2 separate regions of the Homo sapiens genome follow, and region 1 is linked to region 2. Evidence: read pairs that join two places in POLR2A ChIA-PET (ENCODE). Cell type or tissue: MCF 10A. All regions are shown on one strand.

Region 1 (2,500 bases), 570 kb after region 2:
TGTCTCAAGTCATGTTGACTTATTTTACTTATTTTTTAAAGTTTGGATTATTTGGAATGAATACAATGATCAAATATCACATACTGGTAAATTCTCTAAAAGTATTTGCTAAACTGAGCTAATGTACCATCATCCTGATTTTGCAGACAAAGAAATTGCAGGTATAACCAACCTACCTAAGCTTGTAAAGTTAGCAAAGATGCTGTAAATTCAGCTAAAGACAGTCAGTCTCCCTTCACTGGTCTGCCTGCAGTTCTGCAGTATGAAGCTAAGCTCAGCTGACAAAGTCACTCCCAGGAGAGCAGTCATATTGTCTGCTGCCAGATTTGTCACATCACATTTTTTTTTTTTTGAGATGGGCTGGGCGTGGTGGCTCAGAGATGGAGTCTCACTTTGTCACCCAGGCTAGAGTGCAGTGGCATGATCTCATCTCACTGCAACCTCCACCTCCCGGGTTCAAGCGATTCTCCTGCCTCAGCCTCCCAAGTGGCTGAGATTACAGGTGTGTACCACCACTGCCAGTTAATGTTTGTATTTTTAGTAGAGATGGGGTTTCACCATGTTGGCCAGGCTGGTCTCGAACTCCTGACCTCAGGTGATCCACCCACCTCGGCCTCCCAAAGTGATGTGATGTGGGCCAGACGTGGTGGCTCACACCTGTAATCCCAGCACTGGGAGGCCGAGGTGGGCGGATCACCTGAAGTCAGGAGTTTGGGACCAGCCTGGCCAACATGGTAAAACCCCATCTCTACTAAAACACAAAAAATTAGCTGGGTGTGGTGGTGTGACCTGTAGCCCCAGCTACTGGGGAGGCTGAGGCAGGAGAATTGTTTGAACCCGGGAGACGGAGGTTACAGTGAGCCGAGATTGTGCCATTGTATTCCAGCCTAGGTGACAGAGCGAGACTGTGTCTCCAAAAAAAAAAAAAAAATACTATGTTTCCCTGAACTAATGTTCAGAATCTTTGAGAACAGGTCCTTTGATAAAGCCTCACAACAATAACCAAGCAAATCTGAGTAGCAGGGACCTTCATTTTAGAAACTCTATTAAGTATCAGGTTATGCAATGTACTAAGCATCACTCCAGGAAATAGATTACAATATAATAGACAGCTATGAAGGCCTGAAGACAAAGCATGCACCTGCTTGCTTAAGAGAGTGAATCATGTAACAATAACACACGGTCATGCTCTTAGTTCAATGCTGTACAAAGAGTAATCAGACAGAGTCCCTTCCTTCATAGAGCTCTAAATCTAGTGTGGAGATACCCATAACAACATAGGCCTACAACAGAAATAACAAGGGACGTGATGGGGGAGGGTAGAAGCACAAAAGAGGTACACCTAACCCAGTCTTGGGAGGTTGTTTTTTTTTTTTTTTTTTTTGAGACGGAGTTTCGCTCTTGTTGCCCAGGCTGGAGTGCAACGGCGTGTGCCTGTAATCTCAGCTACTTAGGAAGCTGAGGCAGGAGAATTGCTTGAACCCAGGGGGCGGAGGTTGCAGTGAGCCGAGATCGTGCCACTATACTCCAGTCTGGGCGACAGAGCCAGATTCTGTCTCAATCAATCAATTTTTCAAAAGAGATGGGGTCTCACCATCTTGCCCAGGCTTGTCTTGAACACCTGAGCTCAAGTGATCCTCCTGCCTTGGCCTCCTAAAGTACTGGGATTACAGACATGAGCCACCATGCCCAACTTTTTTTCTTTTCTTTTTTTTTTTGAGACAAGGTCTCACTCTGTCATCCACGCTGGAGTGGCATGATCACTGCTCACTGCAGCCTCAACCTCCCGGGCTCAAGCAATCCTCCTGCCTCAGCTTCCTGAGTAGCTGGGATCACATCTGTCTAATTTTTCTAATTTTTTCTAAAGACAGGGTCTCACTAGATTGCCCAGGCTCAAGCTGAATTCTGAAACATGAATATAACATAGGCAGCAAAGGGGAGTAGTCAAGTCTGGGAAAATGAAAGTATGGGAACAGATATCTATCTCTAAGAGGCAATTATGATAAATAGGATTGATGAATGGTGACAAAGCTTATTTCCTAATCCCCTACAAAGGGTGCTAGGAACATAGATATACCCTGGGAATAGTATGCAGGTACTGAATGTATGTGAAAAGACCTAATGTACTCAATGATAAACATCTATGGGTAAGGGTGGGTTTTAAGGATAGCTCTTGCTATACATCTTTCTGAGATCAGTCTTCTGGTCTGTAACATAACATATTTTGACGGGATTTTTGTGAGTATGGAACTTTTCATGGAGTCAGTGTTGTATAGAAATGCACATTTTAAAGTCATACATGCTGAATTTGAATTTGACTTTGTCATCTATTGCCTTGTGGGGTTTTTTTGTTGTTGATTTTTTTTTTTTGAGACGGAGTTCCACTCTTGTTGCCCACGCTGAAGTGTCATGGCGCGATCTTGGCTCACCGCAACCTCCATCTCCCAGGTTCAGGCGATTCTCCTGCCTTAGCCTCCCGAGTCGCTGGGATTACAGGCGC
Region 2 (2,500 bases):
TTGGCATGTAAAAATGCTCAGGTCTCTCCATTTTTAAAGTAGGGAAGCCTTCCCTGGACCCTTGATGCTCCTCTGTTACTCCCCTTCACAGCCATACTCAGAAGAGTTTGTTGTTGATGTTCACATTCCTTACCTCCTACTCACATTCCTTACCTGTAGGGAGACCCCCTGAAACTATTGCTACGGAATAAAAGATGAAATGCTCCTGATTATTGTAAATACAAAATTGCATGCAGGATTGTGTAAAGACAATGCCAGCTTGGACTGCCAGAATGAGCCAACAGTGCGTGATGTGCTTCCCCCTGCAGAGAGCCTATGAATGGACGTGCAGTCAGGGAGGTTTCACATCACCAAGACTCCTATCCCAGAAAAGCAGATGTTCATAGCTCTGGGAATGGAATGCCACCCTGGTGGAGAGCGTATAAATGGACGCATGAGGGGCGCCTGTCCATATGGATAAGATAGGGCTATAAATGCCCTCATCTTGCCACGGCTCTTCTAGGCCTCTTTAGGGTTAAGGCATACTCCCTTCTGAGAATTTCTGGTCTAACCGGTTGTCTAGCTTGACGTCCTGTTTCTATGGATTGTTTGTAACCAGCTTTTGCTGCAACTGTTACTGCTGATTAATATCTTGCTAATCATAGGTTATGGAAAGCCTGTGTTTCTGTTTTAAGGCTCTGCTAGAAATTACTGATGCACACACTATATTGTAAATTCTTATCTCTGTATAATGTACTTCTGCATACAGATGTTATGTTAAAAAATTACTTCATCCCCATGTGACCATCTCACCTCATAATCAAATGACCCTAAATCCCTCACTAACCTACCCCCACCCTCACTAAACTTAATAATAAATGCTGGTATATCCAGTGCATTGGTGGCACCAAGGGACCAGAAGGCGGTGACTCCCCTGGACCCAGCTTTCACTATTTTGTGTGTGTCTATTATTTCTCCACCTGCCAATCACCTGGGAACAAAGAGAGCCCCATTGCATTGCGGGCTGCTGGCCAGATCCTGCAATACTTACCACTGTTCACATTCCTTACCTCCCACTCACTCTTCTATCCACTCACTCCTCCATCCACTGTTTTCTAATTTCTGGCCCCAGAGTCATTCTGCTGGTGTGGTTCTGACCCAGGTCGCCAAAACAGCCCCACTCCTCCTGCTTAACAGGATGTTAAGTGAAAACAACTGCTTAATACAATTAAGCAGTTTGTCAGAGCAAACAAGGTTCTGAGCACAGCTCTTTTTCTAAAGGTGCTCAGCTTCTACCACCAAGCCTGAGGGCCAGGCAGTGTTTCCTGACCACAAAAACAGAGCTGTTCCCAGGGCAGGGTGGGAGACCAAACAGGGAGACAAAGGTACTTAGCAAGCCTTCGCATTTTTGAAATTCATCCTAAGCCTGAGTGCTAATCACCTGAGCTGCCAAAGGGCAGGGGCAGAACCCACAGGATGGTATTACTGTAACCTGAGCTCTGTTAATTTGATTACCTGCCCCGACCTGCACCTGTGCCAGCAATTCTTGGTTGTCCTTGCGGGAGATTGGGTCACCTGCCACCATCTGGCTCAAAAGTGAGTCCTGTTCCCTGAACTAGAGAGGAAGGAGCTTCTGAAAGCATTGACTTAGTTACCTTCCTCTCCCCTACTGATGGGAGCCCCAGCCCCTGCTTGCTATGAGATAGTGGGGAGCTCACTCATAGCTCAGAGATACCTCCTTGGCAGGTTGGTTGTGTAATGGCCATGGCATGCTGAGAGTTTTTAAACTGCTAGCTCCTGTTCTCTTGTCCCTTCTGTGTCTCCAGGCAGTGTGGCATGTTGACATTTTTCTTTCATTGCATCTGATACCAAGCCTGTTACATTTTTGATGAATCCCTACAGTTGGCTGAGCTCTGTCTTGTAGTTCAGGGGAAACCCAATGGAATTTCCACTAACATGTCCAGAGCACCTTCTATCTATGCACTTGCAAATTAGATGATAGCATTTAATATTCACAAGAACCCTGGTTGGAATGAGTGGTATGTTTTGGGAGTGGGGTGGGGAGTACCTAGAGCACTTGTTTTCTGCATTTTTATAGCAAGTACTATGCTTTTCTTAAATTGTATATCTGAGGAATGCATTGGTGGGAGGCTCTTGAAGATTAATGGGGGTGGGCTGACACACCATGATTGTATGCATCTGTAGCCCTTCCGCTACTCTCCCCTTACTCAGCTGAGTCCAACATTGCCCCCTTACCCTCCACTCCCTTCGCCAGGGGTCCTATCATCTTTCTTCCATTTTATTTTGTACTATTTGCCCCACCTTTCTGTGTTTCTTTTTCTTACTTTCCTTGCTTTCTTTTAGAGTGATTGAAATATTTTCTCAATCCATCTAATACCTACAAGTTTGAAAGTTTCAAAATCATATTTTCAAGTGGCTACTTAGGAGTTTTAACATGCATACCTCAGATAACAAAGTCTAAAGTTAAAGTTTATTTAATTAGATAAATTAAATAAATTAA

What was found. Peaks named below come from ENCODE experiments on the same cell type or tissue, not always from the same donor. Only the 100,000 strongest peaks of a DNase experiment are listed, where the experiment ranks them.
Region 1: POLR2A ChIA-PET joins it to region 2 with 5 read pairs; 1 of 35 experiments calls an interaction of 5 or more read pairs at or near these places.

Annotation. Positions count from the first base shown.
Region 1 is chr1:47,324,594-47,327,093 of GRCh38, forward strand. No RefSeq gene overlaps it. Among named protein-coding and RNA genes, the nearest start is that of CMPK1, 7.9 kb to the right of the region's middle. In MCF 10A, no CTCF peak of the experiment used is centred here; a DNase peak (open chromatin) is centred at 1,128.
Region 2 is chr1:46,756,358-46,758,857 of GRCh38, forward strand. No RefSeq gene overlaps it. Among named protein-coding and RNA genes, the nearest start is that of EFCAB14, 38 kb to the left of the region's middle. In MCF 10A, no CTCF peak of the experiment used is centred here; DNase peaks (open chromatin) are centred at 1,044 and 1,444.